2 separate regions of the Homo sapiens genome follow, and region 2 is linked to region 1. Evidence: chromatin loops called from intact Hi-C (ENCODE). Cell type or tissue: CD14-positive monocyte. All regions are shown on one strand. Each heading gives the region's core, and the rest is flanking DNA. Links, peaks and the distances in the headings are about the cores only.

Region 1 (9,314 bases), core at 952-8,951:
GAGTGTCCCTCAGGATAATCTGGACACCTCCCCACAGGCTCTCACCCCCAACCCCAGCTTTGGCTCTAAGTCAGATAAATTACTCAGCTGCGGAAAAGCCTAAAAATATATCTGGCCACAGTGCACGAAGGAGATGGCCTCATCAGCACCATGCCCCTGCCGCCGTGCCCTCAGGCCCTGTCCCCTTGGCCCACAGCCCTGACCCTGTGTTTCGCTGAGCTTCAGTCCACCTCGCTAGGCCATGGGGGTCCTTTGCTAAGTCTAACATCAGTCTTGCTTGCTGCAGATCACCTCTTAGCTCCAAAGTTACCCCACCCTCTAGTAACATGAGAGACAAGAATAAGGCTGGACAGAAGTGGGGGGAGGTGGGCAGGAGGATGGTGCAGTGACGGAGGTTGGTGGTGGAGGGGAAGCTGAGATAACCTCACCCCTTCTTTTTCCAATTTTCCAGCCCCTCCCCACCCTTTTTCTCGCCTCCTTTCACGAGTTTCTCAAAATACATCAGTGTGAAGTCAGGAGAATGAGAGAGAGAGAAAGAGACGTGCTGGTGGAGGGGGCTGGGGGGTGGCAGCGGGAGGGATGTATTCCTCAGGCCCCTCCCTCAGTCTCTGCCTCTGTTTCTCATCTGTGCTAGGGTTTCTCACAGTCAATCTCTCTGGCTCTCACTCTCTGAGTTACCTCTTGGGTCCCCAGAGACCCCCGGGCTCTGGCCAGGACCATCAGCAGGGAGTTTGTGCAGAGAAAAGCATTTGCTTCCAATGCCTGGGGTTTGCTCTGATGGTTGGAGGGAGAGGGGAATACCCCATATTAGAGACAACAGGTTGATCTCATTTAATCCTCTAGACAAAGATGGGGAAACTGAGGCTCCATTCTGGGGTTGGGGAGATCAGTGGATGAGTATGAGCCCCATGATTTGAACCCAGGTCAGTCTCCCTCCCAAGCCTAGAACAGAGCTCTTCCTTGAGAAGAGTGATGCCACAGCTGGTGGGGAGCTTCCTTGCACCCAGGGTGACTTGGAACAAGGACATGGGGGAATGGGATGCCAGAGAGATGAGAACCCAAGGTGCCTCCTTTCTGAGAGCCAGGTCTTGGGCAGGGGGATGCCGAGGGCCAGTAAGGGATCAGGTCCCATTGCTGTTCTTGTCTGTGACCTTGGAGTGCCACTTCAGCTCCCCGAGCCTCAGTTTCCTTAGTTGTACAATGGGAAGAGAAGAGAGAGCAGAGGGACATAAGGAGACAAAGACGTGGGGGAGTGGACAGAGATCCTGAGAGAAGCAGAGAGAGAGAGAGGGAGAGACAGAGAAGTTGAGACATCTCAATTTGGGGTAATGGCCTCCTAAGTGTTGTTTTTCCTCATCGCCAAGTCCCCAGGCCTGAGTTTGGGGTATCCAGGGAGGGGAGGGGGATTTACATCTAGGGTCTCCCTTCTCTGTCCTTGTCCCCTGCAAAGCATCAGGGCCACCTTCATCTCTGTGTCCTTGGTCCTCTTGCTCTAAAATGATTGATATCACCTTGAAGTTCCCTCTTTATTCTCTTGCATTTTTGCCCTTGTCCCATTTTATAGATGTGGGATACTGAGACCCCCTGTTTAGACAGCCTTGATTAGAGATCTGACATCTCCTCATATTAACAAGGAATCTCACATCAGGGGCTGCAATCACATCTTGAGTTTCAGGGTCAAATATCATCCGATGTCAACCTGGGTCAGTCTAATCTCTTTGGGTGATGGGTTCTGATGGGTGGGGGGAGTTACTGCCATCCTGTACTATTCGTCCTAGTGGCTTCAATCCCCCCTATCTCTGGCTCTCTGTCTTCTTCCTCTTGGGGTCTCATTCCTACTCCTTCTGGGTTCTGTCCACTCCCTGGCTTCTCCCACCCCTGTTTCTTAACTGCCCCTCCCCACCTCCTTAAGTTCTAGGATGGGGAGGGGTTGCTGTGTTCTCACAGCTCTTCCACCTCCCTCCCCCTGGACCGTCTGGCTGTTCCTTCCTCCCCCGTCCCAGTCTCCCTCGCCTCCATCTGTTCCAGCCCCTTCCTGGGATCCAGCCCGATCCCCTGGCTGCCTACCCACCTCAGAGAGGGGCTGCACCTCACAAATCACGTCCCCAGCCTGTCTATCCTCCGTCTCCCAGGCTCTCCATCTTTCTCTTGCATTCTGGATCTCTGTTCTCATCTCTCTGCATCTATGTTCTATCTCCTGGGTTTCTGTCCCCGCCTCTCTTTGGGACTCTGTCTGCTTCCTTCTCTAGGTTTCCATCTCTTCCCTCTCTGGGTCTCTGTCCCCCTATTTCTAGGTCTCTCTCCCCCTCTCTCTGGGTCTCTGTCTCCCTCTCTCTGGGTCTCTGTCATCCTCTGTGTCTCTGACCCCTCCATCTCTGGGTCTCTGTCCCCCTCTCTATCTGGGTCTCTGTTCCTCTCTCTCTGGGTCTCTGTCTCCCTTTCTCTCTGGGTCTCTGTCCCCCTCTTTCTGGGTCTCTGGCCCGCTATGTCTCTGGGTCTCTGTCCCGCTGTATCTCTGGGTCTCTGTCCCCCTCTCTCTCTGGGTCTCTGCTCCCCTGTTATTCTCTCTCCCTCTCTCTGGGTCTCTGTCCCCCTCTCTATCTGGGTCTCTGTTCCTCTCTCTCTGGGTCTCTGTCTCCCTTTCTCTCTGGGTCTCTGTCCCCCTCTTTCTGGGTCTCTGTCCCACTATGTCTCTGGGTCTCTGTCCCCCTGTATCTCTGGGTCTCTGTCCCCTTCTCTCTCTGGGTCTCTGCTCCCTTGTTATTCTCTCTCCCTCTCTCTGGGTCTCTGTCTCTTCCTCTCTAGATCTCTGTCCCCCTTTCACTGGATCTCTCTCCCTTCTTCTGTCTGTGACCCCCTCTCTCTGGGCCTCTGTACAACTCCCCCCATCTCTGTCACCCTCTTTTTGGGTCTTTCTCCACCTGTCTGAAGGCACCTCTCTCTCTCTGCAGCCTCTCTCTGGGTTTGAGGCAGCCCTCCAAATACCCTCTTCGTCATCACAGACTTGATTCTGGATCCAGAACGGGCGGGGGCGAGAGTCACGCTGGGGAATGAGCCAATCCCCCTACCAGGGCCATCTGTCCCCTGCCAGGACACCACCCGCCACTCCCCCTCCCTACCCCCTAGGCTGGCAGCCTGGACTCAAGGTTCCCTAGGGATGCCTGGGACGGGCTGCTGGATTCCCAGGGTCCTGGACATCTCCCCACCCCCTAGCAAACGTGGCTGAGAAGCATCTGTTCTTTTGACACCTTTGCTGAAGCATCTCCTTAGCACCTTTTGCTTCCTCGAATAGACTCTTATCCGGGAGAGGCGGCTGGAGAGTCTTTGGGCCTCGGAGTGGGGGCACAGGCTCTTGAATCCCAAAGGGTTGTCTGGGGTCTAAGTCTCCTGAGTTGAAGGATTTGACAGAGCTGGGAGAGGGGGACTGAAGACCGTCAATGTGAAGAAGGAGGGGGCTGGGGGCCTGAATTCCCGGTCTGAGGGAGATGGAGGATTTCTGGATCAGGGGGGCGAAGGGAGCCAGGGACCTGGACTCTTGGTGAAGGAGGAGGTGCGGGCTTAGAATTCTGGATGTTGAAAAGCAGGTTTTGCCCTGGATCCTGGTCTTGGGGGTGAGGGGGCTGGGGGCCTGGACTTCCGAGTCTCTGGCTCTTGCTGTCCCGCAGCCTTCTGGAGAAGCGGCAGGAAGGCGCGGAGACGCTGGAGCTGAGTGCGGATGGGCGCCCGGTGACCACGCAGACCCGGGACCCGCCGGTGGTGGACTGCACCTGCTTCGGCCTCCCTCGCCGCTACATTATCGCCATCATGAGTGGTCTGGGCTTCTGCATCAGCTTTGGCATCCGCTGCAACCTGGGCGTGGCCATCGTCTCCATGGTCAATAACAGCACGACCCACCGCGGGGGCCACGTGGTGGTGCAGGTAGCTCAAGGCCTGAGCCCTTGCAGAGCCCCGCCCCGCTCACCGAGCTCCGCCTACGCCCCCATGACGTCACACTCACCCACCAGACGTCCAGGCCACGCCCCTTCCGAAACGCTGTCGGAATAGCTCCGCCCAATCCGTGCGCCCCTTAGTTCTGACCTCGCCTTAGGGGCCGCCTCCGTTTCCTAAGCCCCGTCCTGATCTAAATGAAGTCCCGCCCTTATTTCCAGGGGCTTGATTGAAAAATGTAGAGTCCGCCCCAACATCAGGTTCCCTAGGGGTTGCCCCTGCCCCATTTTGGACCTACTAGCAATTTTGCTCACGCCTGTACCCCAAGCTCATGTCCCCGGGTCACATCTATTTAATCTCAGTCCCATCTCAGGTTCCTCCCTGAATGTGATCCTTTTTTGAAACCCTGCCACTGCCTACGTCCCACTGCATGTGTTGTGTCCCTTATCTAAAGACCCACAGGGTCTCCCAGGCTACGGTGCAGTGGGGCCATTGCTCTGTCGCCCAAGCTGGAGTGCAGTGGCACCATCACTGCAGCCTCGAACTCCTGGGCTCAAGTGACTCTCCTGCCTCAGCCTTCTGAGCAGCTGGGACTACAGGCGTGCGCCGGCATACCCAGCTAACATTTTTATTTTTATCTTTGTAGAGACAAGGTCTCACTATGTTGCCCAGGCTGGTCTCGGACTCCTGGGCTCAAGCGATCCTCCTGCCTTGGCCTCCCAGTCCTGGGAGTACAGGCGTGAGCCACCGTGCCCTGTCCTTTCTCCTATTTTAATTTCAGCATAGGCCTTGCCCCTGCATCAGAAAAGAGTCCTGATTTGTGCCTTTGTCCTACCTGAAGTTCCTCCCCTTGCTCCCTTCCAATCTGGTCCGCCCCCTTGGCTGCTTCGTGTCCCCGCCTGGACCCTGTGCAGGTCACTCCGCAAACGCTCATAAGCTGGATATAAGTGGAGAGAGTCATCATCATACATGGGCCCCTAGGCTTTCATGGAGGCAAGGAAGCAGGCAAAGCAAGGCGTCTAGGTGGTGATGGACTCTGTTGTTAAGGCAGCATAGGCCCTAGCAACGTGGAAGAGCGGAGTTTGTAGACTTTAATTGACAGAAAGATAGTGTGAGCTTTGATTGGCAGGCTTTTGGAGGTGGGAGGGGTTCCTCGTTGCTGATAGGTCGAGACGCTAAGTCTGTGGGTGCTGATTGGTGGAGCGGCAGAGCCTGGACAGGGCGGCTGATTTAATGTACATTTTGGCCCGCAGAAAGCCCAGTTCAGCTGGGATCCAGAGACTGTCGGCCTCATACACGGCTCCTTTTTCTGGGGCTACATTGTCACTCAGATTCCAGGAGGATTTATCTGTCAAAAATTTGCAGCCAACAGGTACAGTGGTGGGGTCTCAAAGTGGGCGGTAACTACAGTTGTGTGGGTGGAGTTAGAGGGCGTGGTCTTGAATTTGCGGGCTGGCTCTGGTAAATGGGAGAAGCCTGGATTTGGGGGTGGGTCTTAGAGAAAGGTGGGGCTTGCGATTGAGGAAGGTGTAAGTCAGAGAGGTGGTGGGACCTGGGGTCCCGGGGACCACTGGGCCTAGCTTGCTGTGGGCGGGAAAGGCAGAATCCCGGGCATGGCTGGATAGCTTGGATTCTTTTCTCTGACCCTTCCCATCAGAGTTTTCGGCTTTGCTATTGTGGCAACATCCACTCTAAACATGCTGATCCCCTCAGCTGCCCGCGTCCACTATGGCTGTGTCATCTTCGTGAGGATCCTGCAGGGGTTGGTAGAGGTAAATCCCCGCCTGATATGACCCTGCCCTCGCTCGGACCCTGCCTCTTCTCAGTGACCTTGGTTTTCTCCTCTTTAGGGGGTCACATACCCCGCCTGCCATGGGATCTGGAGCAAATGGGCCCCACCCTTAGAACGGAGTCGCCTGGCGACGACAGCCTTTTGTGGTGAGAGGAAGAGGGATCCTCACTCCTGAATCTGAGGGAGGAGGGGTTGGGGCCTGGACTGTTGGGTCTGAGCGGGGAGGGGCTGGGGGGGCTGAACTCCTGTGTCTGAGGGAGGAGGAGGAGACTCTGGACCTGGACTCCCAGGTCTGAGGGAAGAGGGGCTGGGGCTGGACTCCTGGGTCTGAGAGAGGAGGGGCTGGGGGCCTGGACTCTTGGGTCTGAGGGAGGAGGGACTGGAGGCCCGCACTCCTGGGTCTGAGAGGAGGAGCTGGGGGCCTGCACTCCTGTGTCTGAGAGAGGAGGGGTTGGGCCTGGACTCCTGGGTCTGAGGGAGGAGGAGCTGGGGGCCTGGACTCCTGGGTCTGGGGGAGGAGGAGCTGGGGGCCTGGATTCCTGGGTCCGAGCGAGGAGGGGCTAGGCCTGGATTCCTGGGTCTAAGGGAGGAGGGGCTGTGGCCTGTAATTCAGTGTCTGGAAAGGGGGAAGCGGTGGGGGTCCGCACTCCTTGATCTGAGGGAAGATGGGCCTGTTCTCTCCCCCGCATCCTCCCCCTTAGGTTCCTATGCTGGGGCGGTGGTCGCGATGCCCCTCGCCGGGGTCCTTGTGCAGTACTCAGGATGGAGCTCTGTTTTCTACGTCTACGGTGAGGGACCCGGATGCCTGGTTCCGGGTGGCGCTGGGGCGGAGCGGGGCCGGTCCTCACCTCGCTCCCATCCCCCTCCTGACCCCCCCAGGCAGCTTCGGGATCTTCTGGTACCTGTTCTGGCTGCTCGTCTCCTACGAGTCCCCCGCGCTGCACCCCAGCATCTCGGAGGAGGAGCGCAAGTACATCGAGGACGCCATCGGAGAGAGCGCGAAACTCATGAACCCCCTCACGGTCCGGGACCAAATCTTCGGGGAAGGGGCGGGGAGAGATAGCAAGCCACGAACCTGCACAGCGTGTAGATCAGGGACGGTTCCTGCAGACTCTAGAGGAGACGGGACTGGAACGCAAAGAGAGGGGCTAGAACCTAGGAGGCGGGTTGCAACCCGCGGAGGACGAGATTCTCAGGTGCTGGGGGCAGGGTTAGGTCGGGAGTTGAGCAGGATTAGAACCACTGACAGGGCATAGTTAAAGCCAGCAGAGAAGGGATTAGAATGTGGGGGTTTTGCTTAGACCTTGAGTTGAGGCTGTATTTTGGGAGCATTTTTGATAAAAAGAGACTCCTAGGGCAGGCTCAGTGGCTTCCGCCTGCAATCCCAACACTTTGGGGGTGGAGGCTGCAGGATCGCTTGAGCCCAGGAGTTCCAGACCAGCTTGGGCAACATGGCGAAACCCCCGTCTCTACTCAAAATACAAAATACAAAAAGTAAAAATAAAAAGAAAAAAAGAAAAAGACAGGTCCCTGAGGGGCCCGGACACCTGCGGACCTGAGAGGCTACCATAGGGCCAGGACCCCTTCATCACTCAAGTGTCACCTTGAGGCTAGGATCCCTGGGTCCCCACGGCAACATGGTGTAGCCCGCGCCTTTGGGTCCATAGAAGTTTCAGTGCGGTCGGGATCCTTTGGTTTCTGCAGAACTACACTGTGGTCCCTGAAGGGACGCGGAGAAGCCCTCAGCCCCGCTCCCCGTCTTAGCGGCCCTCCCCTCGCCCCCACAGAAGTTTAGCACTCCCTGGCGGCGCTTCTTCACGTCTATGCCAGTCTATGCCATCATCGTGGCCAACTTCTGCCGCAGCTGGACGTTCTACCTGCTGCTCATCTCCCAGCCCGCCTACTTCGAAGAAGTGTTCGGCTTCGAGATCAGCAAGGTAGAGCCCAGGAGGAGAGGGCAGGGGGGCGCGGAGGGGTCGGCGGGAGGGAACTGGCGGCGATCCCGAGGCAGGGAGGAGCCGGTGGTGCACGGACCGGGCAGAGACGCCGAGCCGGCGGCCCCGAACCCTAGTGTCCCTGTACACCTGTTCCCGCAGGTAGGCCTGGTGTCCGCGCTGCCCCACCTGGTCATGACCATCATCGTGCCCATCGGCGGCCAGATCGCGGACTTCCTGCGGAGCCGCCGCATCATGTCCACCACCAACGTGCGCAAGTTGATGAACTGCGGAGGTGAGTGGGGCGGGGCCTGGGCCGGCTCTAGGACAGCCTGGGTGGAGCAGAGCCGGATTGAGAGGTGATGGGGAGTGGTTACAGGCGGAAACCATCCAGCCTGCCCCAGGAGTCCCTTTCTATGCAAAGGGCCGTGGCCAACAGGGTGGAGCCGGGGCAGGGCAGGCCTGGATGAAAGGGACTGTCACGCGGCCGTCCAAGGGGCCACCGCGCGGAAGGGCAGGGTGGGCGAGACTTCCCGGGTGGAGCAGAGAGAAGACCGAGTTGGGCCTGGAGGGACAAGACCTGCACAAAGTTGGGTGTGGTAGGACATGAACTAGGTGATGAAGAGGCGCTAAGAGCAAGGCACCTGGAGAGACAGGGTCCTAGGGGGCCTGCTGTCTAACAAGTGAGATTTGCTAGGCGTGGTGGCGCGCGCCTGTGGTCCCATCTACTTGGGAGGCTGAGAAGGGAGGATCGCTGGAGCCCAGAACTGCGAGGCCGCAGTGAGCTATGATCGCGCCGCAGCACTCCAGCCTGGGCGACAGAGCGAGACTTTGTTTCTAGAAAAATTAAAATTACAATTAAAAATTAAAAAACAGGCAGGGCATGGTGGCTAACCCCTGTTATCCCAGCACTTTCGGAGGCGAAGGCCGGTGGATCACTTGAGCTCAGGAGTTTGAGACCAGCCTGGGCAACGTCGTGAGACTTTGTCTCTTAAAAAAAATAAAAAATCAAAAATTAAAAAAAAAAAAAACCAAAAACTCATGAGTGGGGATTGAGGGGAAGGTGTGAGCGTGCACAGCAGGGATCCTGCGTGTTCGGGGAGTGGCCTAGTCAAGGGGTGGAGCTACGGGAGGGGCGATGGAGCTGGTGGGCGTGGTCAGGGCTGGGTCTTGGAGAAGTAGGGGCCTGGTTAGGGTGGGTGCGGGTGGCGTGGAGGGCGCGAAGAGGCCTGGGCGTGGAGGTGGCCAGACTGGGGTGGATAGACGCGGTTTGGGGCTGGAGCAGGTCTGGAAGGGCGGTGTGGGGCAGCCTGCGCCTTGCTCCGGCCGACACTCAGGAGACGCGGGCCCCCCCCGCCCCCGTAGGCTTCGGCATGGAAGCCACGCTGCTGTTGGTGGTCGGCTACTCGCACTCCAAGGGCGTGGCCATCTCCTTCCTGGTCCTAGCCGTGGGCTTCAGCGGCTTCGCCATCTCTGGTGAGAACCGCGGATCCGCAGCTTGGGGGACTCTGGTCAGCTCTGTAGGGAACTTCCTGGCTCAGGAACGGGGCCTCTCAGCCTCACAAAAGGTGGAACATGAGTGGCGGGGAGGGGAGAGGGTTGAGAACGTCCCAGTGGGAATCACTCGAGTGAGATTCCGGTGTGACGCCTTCCGACTTGTC
Region 2 (9,314 bases), core at 647-8,646, 170 kb after region 1:
GTCCATTGCTGAAAGTGGAGTGTTGAAATCCTCTACTATTACTGTATTGCAGTCTATCTCTCCCTTTAGGTTTATTTAAGATTTGCTTTATAAATTTAGATGTTCCAATATTGGGTGCATATATATTTATTATTGTTATATCCTCTTGTTGAATTGACTATTTTACCATTCTATAATGGCCTCTTTGTCTCTTTTTACAGTTTTAGGCTTAAGATCTATTTTATCTGATATAACTACTTGTTCTTTTTTGCTTTGCATTTGCAGGAAATATCTTCCCATCCCTTCACTTTCAGTCTGTGTGTGTCCTTTCAGGTGAAGCGAGTCTTTTGTAGACAACATATTCAGTTGACCCTTGAATGATGTAGGGTTAGGGGCACCAACCCCCATGTAGTTGAAAATCTGCGAATAACTTTTGACTCCCCCAAAACTTAACTACTAATAGCCTAATGTTGACCCGAAGCCTTACCAACAATATAAAAAGTCGATTAACACATATTTTATATGTTGAATCTATTATACACTATATTTTCCAATAAAGCAACCTAGAGAAAAAATGTTATCAAGAAAATCATAAGGAAGATAAAATATATTTAATGTTTATCAAGTGGAAGTGATCATCACACAAAGGCCTTCATCCTCGTGGTCTTCACATCGAGGAGTCTGAGGGAGAGGAGGAGGAAGGGCTGGTCTTGCTGACTCGGAGTGGCAGAGGTGGAAGAAAATCTGCATGACATTGGACTCCTGCAGCTCAAACTCATATTGTTCAATGGCCAACTTTAGTTAGGTCATGTTTTTTAATCCGTTCAGCCAGTCTGTCTTTTAACTGGAGAATTTAATCCATTTACATTCATGGTAATTATTGATAGGTAAGGGCTTACTACTGCCATTTTGTTACTTTTTCCTAGTTGTTTTGTAGATCTTTTCTTCCTTTTTCTCTTAGTCTTCCTTTCTGATTAAGGGATTTTCTCTAAAAATCTGGAAAAATGAGAACAAATGAAACCCCAAGTTAGTAAAGGAAAAAAAAATAAAGATCAGAGCAGAAATAAACTAGAGAATTAAATACAAAAGATCAACGAAACAAAGAGTTGGTTTCTGAAAAGATAAACAAAATCAACAAACCTTTAGCTAGACTAAGTATGAAAGAGAGATGATTCAAATAGATCAAAGGCCGGGTGCAGTGGCTCACGCCTGTAATCTCAGCACTTCGGGAGGCTGAGGTGGGTGGATCACCTGAGGTCAGGAGTTCAAGACCAGCCTGGCCAATAGGGTGAAACCCTGTCTCTACTAATAATACAAATATTGGCTGGGCATGGTGGTGGGCACCTGTAATCCCAGCTACTAGGGAGGCTGAGACAGGAGAATCACTTGAACTGGGAGGCGGAGGTTGCAGTGAGCTGAGATCACGCCATTGTACTCCAGCCTGGGCAACAAGAGTGAGAGTGTCTCAAAAAAAAAAAAAAATGACAAAGGAGACATCACAATTGGTATCACAGAACTACAAAGGATCATTAGAGACTATTATGAACAACTATATGGAAAACTTAGAAGAAATGGATAAATTCCTGGACACATATAACCAGCCAATATTATGAAGAATTAGAAAACCTGAACAGACCAATAATGAGCAACAAGCTTGAATTAATAAAAAGTTTTCCATTGAAAAAAAGCTCTGGATCTAATGAATTCAGTTACAAATTCTACCAAACATTTAAAGAACTGTAGCTGGGCATGGTGACACGTGCCTGTACTCCCAGCTACTTGGGAGGCTGAGGTGGAAACATCAGTTGAGTCCAGGAGTTCAAGTCCAGCCTGGGCAACATAGACCCTATTTCTTTCCTTCTTTTTTTTTTTTTTTTTGAGACAGAGTCTCACTCTGTCACCCAGGCTGGAGTGCAGTGGCGTGATCTCAGCTTATTGCAACCTCCACCTGGTTGAAGTGATTCTCCTGCCTCAGTCTCCTGAGTGGCTGGGACTACAGGTGCACTCCACCATGCCCAGCTAACTTTTTGTATTTTAGTAGCGACAGGGTTTCACCATGTTGCCCAGGCTAGTCTCAAACTCCTGAGCTCAGGTAATCCTCCTGCCTCGGCTTCCCAAAAAGGTGGGATTACAGGTGTGAGCCACTGGGCCTGGCCGATGCTATTTCTTTAAAATAGCACATCAAGAAGGTCATTTGCCATGATTAAGTGGGATTCATCCCAGGGATGCAAGGATGGTTCAACATATGCAAATCAATAAACATGATACATCACATTAATAGAAGGACAAAAACCATATGATCTCAAATTCAACATGCCTTCATGATGAAAACCCTTAACAAATTAGATATAGCAGGAACATAGTTGGTTACAATAAAGGCCATATATAACAAACCCACAGCTAGCATCATACTCAATGGGGAAAAAGTTGAAAGCTTTGCCTCTAAAATACAGAAAAACACAAGGTTGTACCACTTCTATTCCACATAGTACTGGGAGTCCTAGCCAGAGCAATTAGGCCAGGGAAAGAAAGAAAGGGCATCCAGGGGTGGGGGCGCATGCCTGTAATCCCAGCTACTCGGGAAGCTGAGGCAAGAGAATCACTTGAACCCAGAAGGCAGAGGTTGTGGTGAGCCAAGATCATGTAATTGCACTCCAGCCTGGGCAACAAGAGCGAAACTCCATCTCAAGAGAAAAAAAAGCATCCAACTGAAAAGAAGGAAGTCAAATTGTCCTTGTTTGCAGAAGACATGATCTTATATATAGAAAACCCTACAGCCTCTCCAAAAACCTGTTAGATTAAACAAGTTCAGTGAAGTTGTAGGACACAAAATTAACATACAAAAATCACTAGTGTTTCTATATACCAACACCAAACTATCTGAAAAAGAAATCAAGAAAACAATCCTGTTTTCAATAATAACAAAAATAAAATACATAGGAACAAATTTAACCAAGGAGGTAAAAGATCTCTACAATGAAAACTATAAAAAATTGGTGGAAGAAATTGAAGAGATTACTAATAAATGGAAAGACATCCAATGCTCATGGATTGGGAGAATTAATATTGCTAAAGTGTCCATACTACTCAAAGTAATGTACAGATTCAATGCAATTCCTGCAAAAATACCAATGACATTTTTCACAAAAAAATCCTAAAATTTGTATGGTGTAGGGACTAGCCCCACAGGGTCAGTGGGTTTTTCTCCGTGTGTGTGGAGATGAGAGATTGTAGAAATAAAGACACAAAACAAAGAGATAAAAGACAGCTGGGCCCGGGGGACCACTATCACCAAGAGGCAGAGACTGGTAGTGGCCCCAAATATCTGGCTGTGCTGTTATTTATTGGATACAAGACAAAGGGGCAGGGTAAAGAGTGTGAGTCATCTCCAATGATAGGTAAGGTCCCCTGGGTCATGTGTCCACTGGACAGGGGGCCCTTCCCTGCCTGGCAGCCGAGGCAGAGAAAGGAGAGAGAGACAGCTTATGCCATTATTTCTGCATATCAGGGACTTTTAGTACTTTCACTGATTTTGCTACTGCTATCTAAATGGCAGAGCCAGGTGTACAGGATGGAACATGAAAGCGGACTAGGAGCGTGACCACTGAAGCACAGCATCACAGGGAGATGGTTAGGCCTCTGGATAACTGCGGGTGAGCCTGACTGATGTCAGGCCCTCCACAAGAGGTGGAGGAGTAGAGTCTTCTCTAAACTCCCCCGGGGAAAGGCAGACTCCCTTTCCCAGTCTGCTAAGTAGTGGGTGTTTTTCCTTGGCACTGACGCTACCGCTAGACCACAGTCTGCTTGGCAACGGTTGTCTTCCCAGACGCTGGCGTTACCGCTAGACCAAGGAGCCCTCTAGTGGCCCTGTCTGGGCATAACAGAAGGCTCGCACTCTTGTCTTCTGGTCACTTCTCACTATGTCCGCTCACCTCCTGTCTCTGTATGGCCTGGTTTTTCCTAGGTTATGATTGTAGAGCGAGGATTATTATAATATTGGGATAAAGAGTAATTGCTACAAACTAATGATTAATGATATTCATATGTAATCATGTCTATGATCTAGATCTAGTATAACTCTTGTTGTTTTTACATATTTTACTATAGTGGAACAGCTCATGCCCTCGGTCTCTTGCCTTGGCTCCTAGGTGGCTTGCCGCCCAGAGTATGGAATAACAAAAGACCCTGAATAGCCAGAGCATTTTTTTTTTTTTTGAGATGGAGTCTCACTCTGTTGCCCAGGAGGCTGGAGTGCAGTGGCATGATTTCAGCTCACTGCAACCTCCGCCTCCGGGGTTCAAGTGATTCTCCTGCCTCAGCTCCTGAGTAGCTGGGACTAAAGGCGTATGCCATCATGCCCAGCTAATTTTTTGTATTTTTAGTGGAGATGGGGTTTCACCATATTGGCCAGGCTGGTCTCCAACTCCTGACCTCAGGTGATCCACCTGCCTCAGCCTCCCAAAGTGCTGAGCCACTGAACCCGGCTGATGTTGAGCATTTATTTATATACTTGTTGGCCATTTGTATGTCTTCTTTGGAGAAATATCTACTCAGGTCCTTTGTCCACTTTTTAATTAGGTCGTTTGGTTTGTTTGCTATTAAGTTGTATGAGTTCCATTCATATTTCGGATGTACATTGCAAATATTTTCTGATTCCATAGATTGCCTTTTTTTTTTTTTTTTTTTTTTTTGAAATGGAGTCTCACTCTGTCACCCAGGCTGGAGTGCAGTGGCGCAATCTCCGCTCACTGCAAGCTCCGCCTCCCGGGTTCATGCCATCCTCCTGCTTCAGCCTCCCGAGTAGCTGGGACTACAGGCACCCGCCACCACACCCAGCTAATTTTTTGTATTTTTAGTAGAGACGGGGTTTCACCATGTTAGCCAGGATGGTCTCGATCTTCTGACCTCGTGATCTACCTGTCTCGGCCTCCCAAAGTGCTGGGATTACAGGCGTGAGCCACCGCGCCTAGCCTCTTTTTTTTTTTTTCCTGCTGTGCAGCTTTGGCAGATGCTAGGGCTTATGGGGAATGGGGAGATGTTGGTTAAAGGGTACAAACTTTGAGTTATAAGATTATTAAGTTCTGGGGATCTAATATATACATGGTGGCTACAGTTAATAATACTGTATTATTTACCTGAATTTGATAAGAGAACAGATTTTTTTTTTTTTATTTGAGACAGTCTCGCTCCATCGTGCAGGCTAGGGTACACTGGTGCAATCTCAGCTCACTACAACCTCTGCCTCCTGGGTTCAAGTGATTCTCCTGCCTCAGCCTCCCGAGTAGCTGGGATTACAGGCACCCACCACCACACCTGGCTAATTTTTGTATTTTTAGTAGTTTTGCCACGTTGGCCAGGCTAGTCTTGAACTCTTGACCTCAGGTGATCTGCCCACCTCGGCCTCCCAAAGTGCTGGGATTACAGGCGTGAGCCACCACGCCCGGCCAGAGAACAGATTTTAAGTGTCCTCATCACATACATACGCACGCGCACACACACGATAATTATGGTGGTTATGGATGTGTTAATTTGATTGTGGTAATCATTATACAGTGTATACATAAATCATATTATGCCTTGAATATATACAGTTTTTGTCAATTAAATATTTTTAAATTTAAAAAGAATATACTTTATTAACCATTAAAATTATTAATTAAATCTGAAAAGCTTTTGAGCTTCGTGTTTTGGGGGCATCAGTAACTGGATCTTTTTTATTGTGTATTACATTGTATGAATATGCCACTATTTGGAGGCTATTGTGAATAAAGTGGCAACAAATATTCTCGTACATATTTTTATGCACATAGACGTGACTTTATGGGTCATAGAACAGGTGTTTTTGTCTTTAGGGAGTCTGCCAAACACCCGTCCAAAATGGTGAAATCACTTTCCGCTCCCGCCAGCGATGGAAGGGCGCTGCGGTCACTGCACATTCTGGACAGTATCTGATGAGCTCAGTGTTTTCAGTTTTGGTCGTGCTGGTAGCTGTGCGGTAGTACCTGATTGTGGCTTTAATTTGCATTTTCATCATGAGTAATGATATCTAGCACTTTTATATGGCTATTGGTCATCTGAATAGCTGCTTTTGTGAAGTCCCTGTTCAAGTCTTTCACCTTTTCTTAGGCTTTTTTTTTTTATTGTTTTGTAGGCATTATTTATATTCTGAATACAAGTCATTTGTCACATGTGTGCATTACAAATGTGTTCCGTCTGTGGCTTACCTATTTACTTTCTTAAAGATGTCATTGAATTTTTAAAAACGTCTTAATTTTAATGAGGTTGAGTTCTAATTTTCTTAGTGCTTTCTTTGTGTATATTTAAGAAAATGTGCTACCCAAAGTCAAAGTGATATTTTCATATTTTTTTGGAATCTCTTTTGTTTTACCCTCCACATTTATATCTATGATTCATCTTGAATTAATGTTCGTGTGTCATGTGAGGTGGGCTCAAGCTTATTTTCTACATAGATATCATTATTCTGGCACTACTTATTGAAAAGACCATCCATCGCCACCCAATCACAGTGGCAATTCTATTATAAATTAAGTGACCACATAGGCTGGAGTATATTTATGGACTCTCTTTTCCATTGATCTATTTATTATCCTTTGCCAACACCACACTCCCACCCCTCTCTCCAGCCCCTCCCCCATCTCCCCCGCCCCTCCCCTCCTGTTTTAATTATGTAGCCTTAGAGTAAATCTTAAGATAATAAGATAAGTCCACGGTAAGTTAAGTCTTCCAACTTTGGTCTTCTTCAAGATAGCCTTAGCCATTCTAAGGTCTTTGGCTTTCCATATAATTTTAGAACGAGCTTGTCTGTTTCCAAAAAACCAACAATATGGGATTTTGTGTTTAAGATTGCCCTGAATCTGTAGATCAATTTGGGGATAATTGACATTGTAAAAATGTTCAACTTGCCAACTCATGAACATGGTAAAATTCTCTAAGTGTTTTGCATTGTTTTGTAGTTTTCAGCGAGGTCTTACACATTTTAACTACATTGATTACTAAGTATTAAATTTCTTTGATGTTTTAAAATAGTATTTTCCAATTATTTGTTGCTACTATACAAAAATATAATTTTTTGTACAATCGCCTTATATATAGGAACTTTGCTAAATTCGATTACAAACTTAATTTCATCCATTTGTAGATTCTTTTTACATATACAATATCTGGGTTTTTTTTTTCCTGAGACAGGGTCTTACTCTTTTGTCCAAGCTGGAATGCAGTGGCATATCAGCTCACTGCAGCCTCAAACTCCTGGGCTGAAGAGATCCTCTCTCCTCAGCCTCCTGTGTAGCTAGGACTACAGGCGTGTACCACCACATCTGGCCAATTTTTTATTTCAATTTTTGTAGAAATGGAGTTTTGCTATGTTGCCCAGGCTGGTCTTGAGCTCCTGGCCTCAACTGATCCTCCTGCCTCACAGTACTAGGATTATAAGCATGAGCCACTGTGCCCAGCTACATACATGATCTCTTGACAGTATACTTACATCACCTTTAAATAAGGAAAGTTTTATTTACTTTGATCTTTATACTTTTTTTTCTTGCCTTATTGCACAGGCTAGGACCTTTAATACAATGTGGAATGAACATCCTTACCTTGTCCCCAAACTCAAGAGAAAAGCATTCATATTTCATTGTTCAGTGTGATGTTAGTTATAGGCTTAAGGAAGCTGTAGATTAAGGAAGTTGCCTTCTATTTCTAGTTTTCCCACCATTTTTTTTTTCAATTGTTCTCCAATATTTTTCTTCTACATATTATGAACCCCACAATACATTGCTGCTATTGTTACTTTAAGCACTCATTAGTCTCAAATTTGCCTACACGGTCTTGCTCTGTTGCCCAAACTGGAGTGCAATGGCATGATCAGCTCACTGCAGCCTCAAAACTTCTGGGGCTCAAGTGATCCTCTCTCCTCAGCCTCCTGAGTAGCTAGGACTACTTTGACCTAGGTAGTAGCTGGGACACCCTTTCAGGTTTTCTTTATTCCTTTCTAAATTTTATGTTATTATTTTTTAACTGACAGATGAAATTGTATGTATTTGTGTTCAACATGATGTTTTGAAATATATATACATTGTGGAATGCTAAATGTAGCTAATTTACATATCTAATATTTTTGTGGTGAGAATATTTAAAATCAGCATTTTTCAAGATTACAGTGTAGTTATTAACTTTAGTCACCATGTTGAATGATAGTTATCTTAAACCTATTCTTTTCATCTAACTGAAATTTTGTATTATTTGACCAACAACTCCCCAGCACCCCACTCCCCCATCATCCCCACTCTGGTAACCACCATTTTAGTCTCTACTTCTAGATCAACTTTTTCAGATTCCACGTATGAGTGAAATCACGCAGTATGTGTTTCTGCGTCTCTTATTTTACTCTTACATCTCTTTCCAGCTCCAATAATATTCCTTCAGCCCAAAGATTTTTAATATTTTTTGCAGTGCTGATGTGCTAATGACAAATTCTCCCAACTTTTGTCTGTCTGGTAGCATTATTTCATCATCTTTTATTATTTTTATTGAGGTGAAATCCACATAACATAAAATTAGCCATTTTAAAGAAACACTTCAGTGGCATTTAGTACTTTCACAATGTTGTGCAACCACTATCTCTATCTAGTTCCAAAACATGTCAACACCCCAAATAGAAACTCTGCACCTGGGAAGCAGTAATTCCTCTCCCTCTGCCCAGCACCCCCCTAGTAACCTCTAATATGCTGTCTCTATGAATTTGCCTATTCTAGATATTTCATATAAATAGAATCATAATATTTGTCTTTTTGTATCTGGCTTATTTCATTTAACATGTTTTCAAGGCTCATCCATGTTATAGCATGTATCTGAATTTCATTTTTTATGGATGAATAATATTCCATTGTAGGGTATACCAGAGTTTATTCTTTTTTAAATCTTTTTTTTTTTTTTTTTTTTTTTTGAGGCGGAGTCTTGCCCTGTCGCCCAGGCTGGAGTGCAGTGGCGCGATCTTGGCTCACTGCAAGCTCTGCCTCCCGGGTTCACACCATTCTCCTGCCTCAGCCTCCCGAGTAGCTGGGACTACAGACGCCTGCCACCATGCCCGGCTAATTTTTTGTATTTTTAGTAGAGACAGGGTTTCACTGTGTTAGCCAGGATGGTCTCAATCTCCTGACCTCGTGATCCGCCCGCCTCGGCCTCCCAAAGTGCTGGGATTACAGGGGTGAGCCACTGCGCCCGGCCTGAGTTCTTCCTTTCAAGTCAGGTGTGTATGTACCCGGAAGTGGAATTGTTGGATCCAATGGTAATTGTTTTACTTTTTGAGGAACTGCCAA

What was found. Hi-C counts contacts between places; a loop is a spot of excess contacts. Peaks named below come from ENCODE experiments on the same cell type or tissue, not always from the same donor. Only the 100,000 strongest peaks of a DNase experiment are listed, where the experiment ranks them.
Region 2: it touches region 1 in a loop (2.4-fold over the local background); 31 of 110 quality-filtered maps call a loop at or near these places.

What each region holds. Positions count from the first base shown.
Region 1 is chr19:49,431,153-49,440,466 of GRCh38, reverse strand. It overlaps SLC17A7 (solute carrier family 17 member 7), which reads left to right. Exons shown (of 12, transcript NM_020309.4): 2 at 3,666-3,918; 3 at 5,181-5,299; 4 at 5,585-5,699; 5 at 5,778-5,865; 6 at 6,421-6,507; 7 at 6,599-6,741; 8 at 7,507-7,656; 9 at 7,816-7,948; 10 at 9,019-9,129. Among named protein-coding and RNA genes, the nearest start is that of SLC17A7, 5.7 kb to the left of the region's middle. RefSeq lists enhancers at 7,291-7,862, 7,863-8,435 and a silencer at 8,961-9,255. In CD14-positive monocyte, for the core only: no CTCF peak of the experiment used is centred there; a DNase peak (open chromatin) is centred at 3,976; H3K27me3 peaks cover 8,000 bases.
Region 2 is chr19:49,261,064-49,270,377 of GRCh38, reverse strand. It overlaps LOC107985340 (a long non-coding RNA gene), which reads right to left. Exons shown (of 3, transcript XR_001753971.2): 3 at 882-975. Among named protein-coding and RNA genes, the nearest start is that of MIR4324, 43 kb to the left of the region's middle. In CD14-positive monocyte, for the core only: CTCF peaks have their summits at 3,625 and 3,827 (motif pointing left); no DNase peak of the experiment used is centred there.